Linked DNA regions of Mus musculus: region 1 is linked to region 2. A link is a contact called in ENCODE Hi-C data. All regions are on one chromosome and are shown on one strand. The core of a region is the stretch at or near the end of the contact, and the rest is flanking DNA. Distances in the headings are between cores, read along the strand shown.

Region 1 (5,551 bases), core at 2,423-4,922, 1.0 Mb after region 2:
GTGTCTGTCATCTGCTAACAGGAAACACACTGTGGCGCAGGGGAATCCCAGGAGTGAGTCAGGAGTAAGTCAACTGGACAAATCCCAGCTGGACCCTGCAGGCCACTGGCTTCGGGGTTGACTCTTCTCAGTAAGACAACATCAGTGGCTGAGGGGAGGAGAGGAACAAACATATCCTGACCACTGGGCCCTGTTTACTTCTGGGCTTTCCCTTCTGCCTTCTCAGACCCAGGCTGGCTCTTTCCTGCTGAGATTAAACAGGTCACAACCCCATCCTGTCCCACAGAGGGGTTCAGGCTGAGCAGCCTGGGGTCTACCCACCCTTCCCGCCAGCGGCCTCTTGCAGAGCCAAGTCCTGACTGTTTGATGCTACTGATTATATCACAGATACAACCCACAGAGGAAGTGGGCATAATGGTTTAGAGCAGAGGTCTAGGCTAAACCTCTCGACAGGAGAGGTTTAGGAGAACCAGCAGGCCTCAGACCCTTTAAATCCAAAACCATGCTCAGGGCTTATGCTGCCGGGTCAGGTGCCACTCCCCCCACCCAATGTATGATGATCTGACCCTGTTTGGCCCTCTAGGGAAAACGGATTGGTCCCCACGGTGGAGGGAGTTGCCAACCAGTGGGAACTTCCACTTCTAAAATAAGGGGCTCTCCTGCATGTCAAACTTCAGAGCAGCCTCGGGGAACCAAAATCTACCCCTTGTGGGAATCTTGTGCCCAAATGACTGACCCTTCACTCCTGCCTTTTCTGCGCTGAACAGGGAAGCCTGGGTACTTTTCCTTCCCATCCTGATCAGACACTCACTGCTAACTGGCACAAGCTCCCTGACTGGTCCCAGACTCCACTCCTTCATGGTGAACATAGGGTGTTCTTGAAGGCCACATCCTGTCACTTAACAGCATTCACCCTCCCTGTGACTACCACCCACTTAGTGTGGTCGCCTTCTGAGCCCTGACTGTGCCCCATGGGCAGGGCATAGCTGGATTCCACCACTTTGGGCTGTCTGCAGTTCCTAACCTGTGGCCTCCTCTCACCAAAAGTCCCTTAGACTTCCCAGGTCCTCTACCCCTGCATATCTAGCACACGCAGTGTCAAGCTTTGGACCACTCCCCTGCCCTTTTTAGGCACCTCACTTCCCAAAACACAAGGCCAAGCTTTTCTCACTGGCATTCTGAGCCCTTCTGGAGTTTATCCTTCCTACCGTGTCTACTTTAATACTTGGAGAGCCCAGCCTTAGCTAGACCAGTGGCTCTCAACCTGTAGGCTTGACCCCTTTGGGGTTAAAAGACCTTTCACAGAGGATGCCCATGGGCATTGGAAAACACAGACACTTACACTACACTTAACAGTAGTAGAAGTGTAGCTATGAAGTAGCAATAAAAATCATTTAATGGTCGAGGGTCACCATGACATGAGGAATTGTATTAAAAAGTTGCAGCCAACTGTAGGAACCACCGAGCTAGACCAGTAACCCAGCCATTTCTCAAGATCTCCATTAAGAAGCTGACCCTGCTTTTGAGCATCTCCCTCTGTTCGAAAGACCTTCTGGCCCACCTTTCTGGTCCTTAAGGCCCCAAAGGTTCCTCTCATCCTTCCTTCAAATATCTTCTGTCACATCCCTGACTCAAGCCCCTTTCCAGACGCTGAGTGACCGAAGGGTATGGGCCATCGTTGTGCCATTGCTTGGCATTTCACGTCACAGAATGGGAGTGGTGGTGGGAGGGTGCTGTACACACCAGGCACAGTTGGTGCTGAATGTCTTCTTCTCCTGAGGGTGCACCCTCCTCACTGCAGCAAAGTCTCATCTAATGCCACCGAAAGGCTGACAGCCATGGAGCAGGCCAAAGATTAATCAGGGCTGGGGAGTCCAGGCAGAAAGTCCTGCTCAACTCTAAAGCCCATCCCTGCTACCCACTCTGATTCCCCAGAGATTCCTCACATATTCTGTGCCCCCCACCACACACAGTCTTTTCCACGTGGTCCGGCGGCCTTCAGCCAGGCTTTCCAGAGTACTTTCCAGCTGACTCTACAGCAGGGGCTCATCTCCCACCAAAATGCAAGGATTTCCCATGGGGCACCTTCCATATCTTCTGTGCCCAGCCCTGCTCATGCAGACCATGTGCCCTTCCTACCGTAAACTTGCAGTGAAACAGCCCATACCAGCCACTAAAGCCTCATAGACTACTGGGACTTCCCCTGAGCTAGCCCAAGCTGTGAGAGAAACTTCCCCAGGAGGGAGATGGGTTGGGGAGCCTCATAGCACCTCAGGATGAGGATAATGCTAGGCCCATGGACTCATTAAGCAGTTTTTTTTACAAGGGGGTGGGGGTCGTTTAAATTCAATACCCATCATCTCCAAGCTATGTTAGGGACTCAGGCCCTCCTTTGTCTAGGTAACACATTTCCTGACCCACAAAAGAACAAGATGACGTTGATGGCTGGTGTCAGTTTCTGACTCTGATGAGGTCAGGGATGGGACAGCTGCAGTTACCCACAAGCCTTCCAAACCAAGCCAAACCCCAAAGATGGGTTCATTTCCCAGAAGGAAGACAGCACACCACCTGCTCACTGACATCTCAGGAGCTTTGAAGTGAGGCTTCTGGGCACCCAATGGCCTGTCAGGCATGGTACACATAGTTTCACTTAATTCTTGCTACTACTGTTTGGCCATTGCTCCCCAAGTTACAGATGAGGAAACTAAGGTTTGGAGGGGAGTGGAATCCAATTAGGCTGAATCCCAAAGCCTAAATCCTTGGCACAGCCAGGACCCAGGACACACCCCACCATCAGAAGTGGAGCCCCTTCTGCACAAATACCTAATCCCTGGCACAGCAAGGAGCTCTCTTGGGTTTGGCTAGATTCTGAGCAGGTTTGGAAGGGTTTCCCCTTCTTCTCCCTATGCACCCCAAGAGAGAGTTTCTTCTGCTGCTATCCCTCCAGGCTCCTCTTCCAAACCAGCTCACCTGGAAAAGTTTGGCTAGGTTTCCACTCTTAAGTCCACCCAGTTCAGTGGTGCGCTCAGAACGTGGAAGGAGGAAAAGAACGGAAACTGCCTTGCTTTGGATTTGGAGTTCCTTCCAATAACCCAGGGCAACTTAAATCGTTTCTCTCAGTGACATTTTGCGGAAGTCGCTGAGGTCTAGCTACGCAATCTGAAAGCGAGTGTACTCACACACCACTGTGACTGTCACCTGTTAGCCCTCACATTCCGCTCGGAAGCTCATCTCAATCAACTTCCTCCTTCTGGAACCGGAGGAGATCTGGACTAGGGGCAGGGACAGGCCCGGGGCCACAGGGCTGGTGTGTGGGGCAGCCAGAACTAGGGAGTTCGGGACTCGGAGGTGAACGACCCTTCTCAGCTACTAAGTGCTCCAGCCTGTTACCTGTTGCCAAGCGGGCCCCACGGGCTTGGCGGAATGGGTCCTGCTAGGAAATCCGGACAAAGCTAAGTTTGCTTCCGATTATCCTGTCCCCTCCCCCAGGCTTCTCTTACCTGGTGCCTGGGTTCTGGCTACGCGCTTTAAGTCCCGCGTCTTCAGCTGGCGCCCCAACCCGAGTCTGACTGCGCAGCTTGGCTCTGTCCCTCCGTTTTCCCCCGCCACCCCCTCCCGAAGTCAGTCCAGAAGCTCAACGGCCTTGTCAGGCCACGCCACGCCCCCCAAGACCACGCCCTTGACACGCCCCCTATACAGTTCCCCTCTGGGCCCTGCGGGAGGTAGCACCAGGCTCCGCCCACCACAGCCTCCCGGTTCAATCAAACGGCCACACCCCTTAGCACAACACTGAGCTGGCTACCCTTTGCCAACCCTCCAGCTCTGCCCAGCCCTGCAGCCTGGTTCCAGCTCCAGATTAGAGGCGAGGCCACGTACGCGCCTTGCTCCGCCTGCTTTGGGCCTCCAGGGGATAAGGCCGACCTGGGACCCCAAGTCTGCCGCTCCAGTCTCTTCCAGCCTTGCGGAGTCTCACCCCCTATGGTCTCCCCCATCCTTCCCACTTCCCAACTATGCCGCTGGCGGTCCTCTGAAGCCCTCCTGTTCACCCCTTTGAGTCCATCACTTTCCCCAGGGGCTCACCCTTAGGCCTCCAACTGGGAGGCAACTCCCCGGCTCCGCCCTTCCCGGGGGATTCTCTGCTCCGCCCCGAGCCTGTTCCCCTTAGCAACCTGGCTCAGGGCTATAAGCCTGGGGCCCCGACGCTGGCATTCTAGGACGGGCGTATCCTGGTGCAACCCGGGAATGGCGTGGGAGCGTTCGCGTTCCAAGACCAGGTCTCCGTGTGGAGGCGGCTGGAGCCAAGCACTTTCTGAAAATACTAACAGCTACCAGTGGTTGAACTTTTGCTCAAAGACAGGATGAAAGCCAACAGCTGTTAAAACTCTGCTCTTCAGTCCCTACCACTCCTGGGCTACTTTATTTGTACCCATTTTATTATTTGCACCCATTTTACAGATGCACAGCCCAAGCTTTAGAGAGGGGAAGTCGTGGGCTAGAGTCTAACAGCAGAGTCGTTCGTGAACCATTCCAACGTCTCGAATCATACTTAATACTTGTCCTAGCTTTTCTGGATTTTGGTCCTTGAAGAAGTGGCCCAGGCCAGCCAGCTGTGGTACAGCAGGCTGGTGAAGGGGTGGCAGGAGAGGGCAGAGGGCCTGAGACCTCCATGGCTGGCTTCTTCTTTGAGAAAGTGGTCTGCCAAAGATCTCCAGATGTCTGACACATCACAATGCACTACAGACCATGGATCTGCCTCAGGCAGGTTACCAGGTTAACAAGCAGGGCCATTAACCTGTGAACTGCTGAAGTTCTTTAGCAACACATCTCACTGGCATAGCAGTACAAGCCTCTGAGGGGAGGGTGTGGATGTGCTTGCTTTACCAGTGGGGCGCTGGATGCAAGGCTGCCCAGTGGTTCTCAAAGCTGTTCTCACCCTAGAAGCCCCATCGCTGCCTGGGAACTTGTTAGGTTCATGTTTGGGGTTTGAGGCACCCAGAAACAACTCGGTGGGAAACTGCGGTGGTTTGCTTTCACAAGGGTCCCAGGTAATTCCGAGTCAGCTTTGTGGTTGAGAGCCACTGTTGGGCATAGGGTAGGCTGAGACTCACTCACAGGGCCTAGGTAGACCTAGCATCTGTGTTACCCAGGGCAAAGTAAGTGCCTTTAAGAAGGGACCCACAAAACCAAAGCCAAAGCAAACAAAACCCTAACCTAATAAAAACACATTATTGGTTTATGAGAGACAGACAGACAGACAGACAGCATGGCATGATGGATCAGGAGTTTGAGGCCAACCTTGGCTAAACAAGTTTGAAGCCAACTTGGGCTGCATGAAAAGGGAACAAACAAACAAAAGGATTAATAACAAAAATATTGTGACAGTGGCCATTGGAAATAACTTTTTATTTACTTTTGGTCTCATGTAGCCCAGGTTGTCCTCTATTTCCTGCTGCTGCTCCTCCAACTTTCTGAGTGTGGAGATGAGAAGAAATTGTATTTACCAAGAGCTCAGTCTAGTGAGGGACTAAGTCTGGGATGATGCTAAAAAAAC
Region 2 (6,102 bases), core at 248-2,747:
CTGCTTATGTGCAAATTTCTGCTACGTCAGTGATTACCTGTGTGATCCCAGCTACTTAGCTTCTCTGTGCCTTGGGTTTCTCTCCATAAAACGCAGCTATATTATACCTTGTAATGGGGATCCGTTACATTAACATGGCTCAAATGCTTAGCTAGATCTGAGTGTCTGGCTGGCTTTGCTGTAGTGTCTGCCTAACATTATTATGTTCACCTTGGCTGGATCCCTAACTTACTGAGTCACAGTAAGGAAGTTATTTGTTCTCTACAGGTCTCTCCCTATGACTGGTGGTGCAAAAGACCTGGGACAGATAATGAGTAATGTGGTATTGATCTTTACGATTCCTGCTCCCCACGCCCCCAGTCCCACTCACCAATGATGACGCCGCAGGTGAGCAGGGCATAGAAGGAAGTGGTCTGTTTGAGCAGCAGGTAGGAGAGAAGAACGTTGAACACGGTGGTGAGCGAGCGTCCCACGTTGTAGAAGGGCACCCCTACGTACTTGAGGCAGAGGTTATTGAAGGTTATCATGCCGATAAAGACCACTGACAGCGGCAGCACACTTCGGGCCACCTTGAGGTCCAGGTTTAGGGTGGGGAAGTCTACCATGCCGGGGCAGCAGGTGGCCAGAGTGCTGAGGCCCTTGCACAGCAGTGAGGTCACCAGGCATTGGTAGAAGGTGACAAAAATGGGGGTATCCAGCTGCAGGGAGGGGCTGTCCAGCAGGTACTTGTTGAGGAATACCATGGAAATGGAGGTGACCCAGTAGAGAGAGACCACCAGCGCGATCTGCAGAGCCCGGAGCAGAAATGGCTTGTTCCCGCTCTCTGACTCCTCGGAGACAGCAGAGACTCCAGTCAGCGCCATGCGCAGGATCCTGGACCGCTTCAGAGGCGCCCTGTTCATGGTGGCAGAAGAGCTGGGTCACCTTACGGCCAGAAGCAGTCCCTGGACTACAGGGCTTCAAGCAGCTAGGGTCTGTGGCTGCAGCCTTCAACTGTCACATGGGATGACCTATCGGTCCCCTCCTTCTTGGATGAAGTTCTGCTTCCGGATTTGCCGAGGTGCACCGCTCCTCATCTTGCTCGCTCCCGGGGCGGGGGAGGGAGGTGGTGTCACGAAACAAGACCCAGGGAAGGGAGAAGGGGCCTAACTAAGGATGTGGGCTTTGACAGCCATGGCCAGTTTGAGGACAGGGGACACGTGAGTCGCAGGGAGAAAGGAAGCGAGAGAGCGAAGGAAGGACGGAGCGGAGGAGGAAATAACTGGACGCGGACCGCGTGGGAAGCATGGGCTGCGGGAACCCCCGGAAGCACCCGCAGAGCCGAAAGGAGGGCGTGCTGCAGGGAGATCACCGAGGCTCAGGAAGGCGTCTCGAGGGACACGGACAGGGGCCTGACCGGAGCAAGGCCCTGCGGTTGCCACGAGCCGAATTCAAGTTCCGGCTCAGCGACGCGGGTCCCGGGCCACTTACCGAGCAGGGCGGGCCCTGCGCGCATTTCCTGACACGCCTACGAGCCGCCTTAAAGGGCCAGCTCGCAGGCCGTTGCCACTTCCCGCGGCCGTCAAGAGCTCCCCGGCAAGTCTGCACCTATGCCCACAGACCTGCCCTCTTCTTCCGGGAGTCCCCGGAGATCAGGGAAGGGTTTGCAAGTGCTATAGCCTCTCCCATTTTCTGGAAGGTTCTGTCATTCTCCCCTCCACCCGCACTATCTTTTCCCCTGATATCTTCAGATCGACCAGACTCGGTCAGGTGCATCTTCACCATCTACCCAGAAAATGGAATACCACCTTTCTGCTTAGGGAGACCCCCCCCCTCCCTCCGCCCAGCCCTTGCGCCCGGCTCCCCACCGTTGCACCTCCCTCGTCCCTCGAGCTCAGGCCACTCGGGAAGACCTTGTTGCAGTCCTCTCCTTTTTTCCTACCCCTATTTTCACCGCTTCCAGACCTAGTCAGGACATGAAGTCCCGGAGATCCAAGCAGCACTTCCAGAGGCGAGAAGCCATGTCACCTCCTCCAGATAAAGTCCATTCTGGATGCCCAGACCAAAGCCTCTGAGCTTCTCAATGCTGTATCCCCTTCCCGGGGCCCTTTCCCTTCCAGAACGTACCGTCCGTCCACCCGACTGGGCTCTGGTGTCCTGGCTGATGCAGGGACCTGGTGCTCACCCTCGGCGGTGCCCTCGGGTGCACCTGCAGCACCACCCTCGGCTGAACTTGCAACGCTGCCCAAGCCGCGCCCCCAGTACGACTTCCTGCCACGTCGGGCTTTGGGCAAGGTGGGGCGATTACCCACGGGAGCCCATCAAGAAAGCCTCTTTCCTTTATCTAAGGTCAACGCCATCTCCCACCCTCCACCCCAGCTAGCCTGGGACTCCTCCATTCTGTTACTGTCGTTTGGCGCATCCCTTGACAAGATGCATCTTTGGCCCTATGGGTCCAAGCTGGTGCTTCCAGAAGGGCGTGGTTGGGAGAACTGCGGATGCCGCCACTCCCCTACGAGAGTACCCTTCTCAGTCCCGGGAACCAGGCTTGAGTGGGCCATTAGCTCCAGGTCTTTTACACCTGGGCATCTGGAAGGGCTGACTTTTCTCTGGTTTCTCCCTAGCACCATTGTTGGACAGGCAAGTTTGCCCTAGGTTGAGCTGGTTTTATTATGGAAATGGCTAACACAGTGGGTTCCAGACTTATTGCTTATGTGGTTGGTTATAAAGATGTCTCGCTTAAAGTATTTCAATTACTATTTTATTAGTAGGGCCTGATGGTAAAGGGCTTGTAATCCCAATTGAGATAGGAAGATCAAAAGCTCAGCCGCGCAGTGGTGGCACACGCCTTTAATCCCAGCACTTGGGAGGCAGAGGCAGGCAGGCGGATTTCTGAGTTTGAGGCCAGCCTGGTCTACAGAGTGAGTTCCAGGACAGCCAGAGCTACACAGAGAAACCCTGTCTCGAAACACCAAAACCAAACCAAAACAAAAAATGTTCAAGGCCTGTCTGAGTTACAGGATAAAATTCAAGGCCAGCCTGGGCAATTTAGTGAGACTTGTTTCAAAAAGGGGGGCTTGGGCACACATACCTAGACATGAATAAAGGGTTGGAGATCAAGCTCAGTGTTATATAGCTCAGTGTTAGAGTGCTTGCCTGGGATGCACAAGGTCCTGGGTTCAATTCCCAGGACAGCAAGGGAAGAGGGGTGGGGAATCAGTACTGATTTGTCAAAATATAAAATTGAAACACATTTAGCTATAGATTTGCTGGTTTTAATGGACAGCTCCACTTCTAGGGGAGACAGTGATTGTCTCTTTCAGAGAACATGGGGGGAGAGCACCTCCTGTGTGCCTGACCAGGGGCTGCATGTGAGGTAGCTAAGCAAAGGTATTAGAGTGTTTTTGAGATCACTGTTGTTAGTATTCCGTCTAAGCTCCACCCCACAGTTACCTGGCAATAGCCAGGTAGGCCTGGCACACTATAAAAGGGGCTGCTTGCCCCCTCCTCCCTCTCTTGCCTCTTGCTCTCTTGCTCCCTCTCATTCCCTATTTCCTTCTCCCTCTCTCCACGCCATAATGGCCGGCCTGTACTTCTCTACTCTCTCCCTCTCTCTGCCTCTACTACCCTCTTAACTCCCTTCCCCATGTCCTGAATAAACTCTATTCTATACTGTACTATTGTGTGGCTGGTCCCTCAGGGGGAAGGGATGCCTTGACACGGGCCTGGCAAGGCACCTCTGTTCCCCATACTTAACCACACCCCATAGAACATAGTCTTATATCTCTCTATCTTTTTATAAATGCATCAACTGTCTTATCCACAGCATTCTGTCCTTCCGGAGAGGCTTTTAAGTTACTCTGGGGGGCCTGCCGCTGGAAGAGGGAGCCCTCACAGACAACATTGCTCAAAGGACTTCCTACGCTCAGGTTGCACGGAAGTTAGACTCCAGACATAATTTATCAGCCATCTTACCAATCTCATTTGGAGCATTTTCCAGAAAGGAGTTCTTACAGTTGGCTTAGACAATTGTGTTGAAATTCCTGGGTGTCAGCCAGGGGGAGACCAAACCAGGAGACTAAGGGGCCTCTGTCCCTGCTCATCAGTGTCCTCTCACTGTCCTCTCTCAGGAGCTCACATCCAAGCATCAGAACCACAACAGGGGATTGAACAATAGGAAGACGTTGGTTAAACAGACCAGGTGTGTGTGTGTGTGTGTGTGTGTGTGTGTGTGTGTGTGTGTGCAAGCTGGCGTTGGTCTTTAAGAGAAACTGGTCTGTTTTGAGATTATTCCTCGAGATTGCCGTTTGACTGTGCAGCATTCGGCCCAGTTGACACTGTGGTTGTTTCATTCGTGGTGAGTGCCAAGTCAGTGAGCTCAACCTGGAAATTCCAGTGTGAAGATAGAGGCAGGGGGGGCCATGGCTATCATGCCAGTGTGGGGAGTTTTAGGTAGGAGGATAGTTAGTTTTAAGCCAGCCTGGTCTACATAGTGAGAACCTGTCTCAAAACCAAAGCAATGGGGTTAGAAAGGTGGCTCAGTGGGTAAGGGTGCTTTCTCTGCAAGCATGAGGGTGCTAGTGTGAACTCCCAGCTTGTGCATTAAAAAACTGGGCACAGTGTCTGTCATTAATCCCAGCTTTGGGGGAAGGACACATACCAATGGGCCGACTGATGTCATGCATTCGTCCACATGTGTCCTCGGGATGAACTGTCTTCACAGCTCCTGCTCAGTGTGGTCCCCACTGCTTGATTCAGCTCCCAACTCAAACTGCTGCAAGTCTGGGCTCAGTCTGCATCATCTTGCATAAAGAAGCTTTAAAGTTGGGCATAAGATATGGGAGTTCTTTAAAAGAGGTTTCTGGGGCTGGGAAGAAGTTTACTTTTTGCTGGTACTTTGTCAGATACTACAACTTATCTACTCCAGGAGGATTTGCAAGTTTTTCTGTAAAGGATCAAAGAGCAAACATTTTAAACTCTGGATACTAGACTTAACATTGCTATTTTAGTATTGTAAACAAATGGGCATAACTGCATTTAAATAAAACTTTATTTATAAAAACAAGCAGTAAGCCAGCTTTAGCTTACAGGCTACAGTTTTCTTTCCATATTACGTTATTTGTCTTCTATATATTTACTAATATTACCCATATTTTAAAGCCATTGTGCTCATCTGAACTATTTACTCCTAGACTCTCTTGCAGCTAGAGGTGACCATGTGTTGTTGTGCTTTTGGACAATGAGTTGAACTGTTGTCTTTATTGCTTCCTCTCCTCCTTTCTGCCTACACTGCAGAACTGAGGTCTGGAAGGGCAGTATCTCCCTGTGACCACAAATTACAGGACAGCTTGAGGAAAGCCAAGGATGGCATATTAGAGCATAGAGAAATCCTAGCCTCTCAGAGTTTGCCTAAACTCTCTTCTTTGCTCTGAACTGCCTTCAGTTTATTGTAGGAGATAAATAACTCTATCAGTTAAAGCCATTATGGGGATGATAGTCTTTGCTTTTTTTTTTTTTTTTTTTTTTTTTGCCAAAACAGAGGCCTCATGGAAACAGTTCTGGGTGGTTCGGTGCTGCTAACCTCATTGTGTTGAAGGCCTCAGGAAGGCTTCAGATTGGATGGTTACTGGGCCTGGACTGTTCAGTTATCAAAGCGTGAACCAAAGCCACAGATCTTCTGGTAGGTGGCGGACTCCAGAGGCAGAGCAGGTGTTCAAGGTCAGGGCAGGAAAGCTGAGATCAGGAGTGCCTGTCAACAGGAGGAGTATCAGTCAAAGGAGGCATCTTTCAGGCAAAGCTGGGAAAGATCCAGAGATGGTCAGGAAGCCAGCTTCTCTTTTAGTCACATTTATGAGACATCATCTTTATTTCCTGGGCTGACTTGGCTTTGGACAGCATGGGCCTTCTTGGGTGTTTTGTCTTGTGTCAAGAGCAGTGTTCCCTGAGACTCTCCATGTATCTATCAAAGCAAGGAAGCCATTTCAGATTAGCAGCCCAACTCTGGGGATCAACAGATGTCATTGCTCTCGGCAAGGGCACGCCCTAACAGTTAGGGTTTATGGAAGGCTGGGATCTTGCCAGTTGTTTAATAGCCAGTCCTCACAGTACCTTGTGAGGTGGAGC

What was found. Hi-C counts contacts between places; a loop is a spot of excess contacts on that map.
Region 1: a loop to region 2 is called in a map of T-helper 2 cell, with 4 times the contacts of the local background. The contact joins the promoter of Cd82 here to the promoter of Slc35c1 in region 2. A Hi-C loop is called at or near these places in 2 of 37 maps with a recorded cell type or tissue (T-helper 17 cell and T-helper 2 cell).

The regions. Positions count from the first base shown.
Region 1 is chr2:93,458,830-93,464,380 of GRCm38, forward strand. It overlaps Cd82 (CD82 antigen), which reads right to left and starts at 3,673. Exons shown (of 10, transcript NM_007656.5): 1 at 3,501-3,673. The region is part of intron 2 of Gm10804 (predicted gene 10804); the gene reads left to right.
Region 2 is chr2:92,458,297-92,464,398 of GRCm38, forward strand. It overlaps Slc35c1 (solute carrier family 35, member C1), which reads right to left and starts at 1,498. Exons shown (of 2, transcript NM_211358.2): 1 at 371-1,498. The coding sequence starts at 902.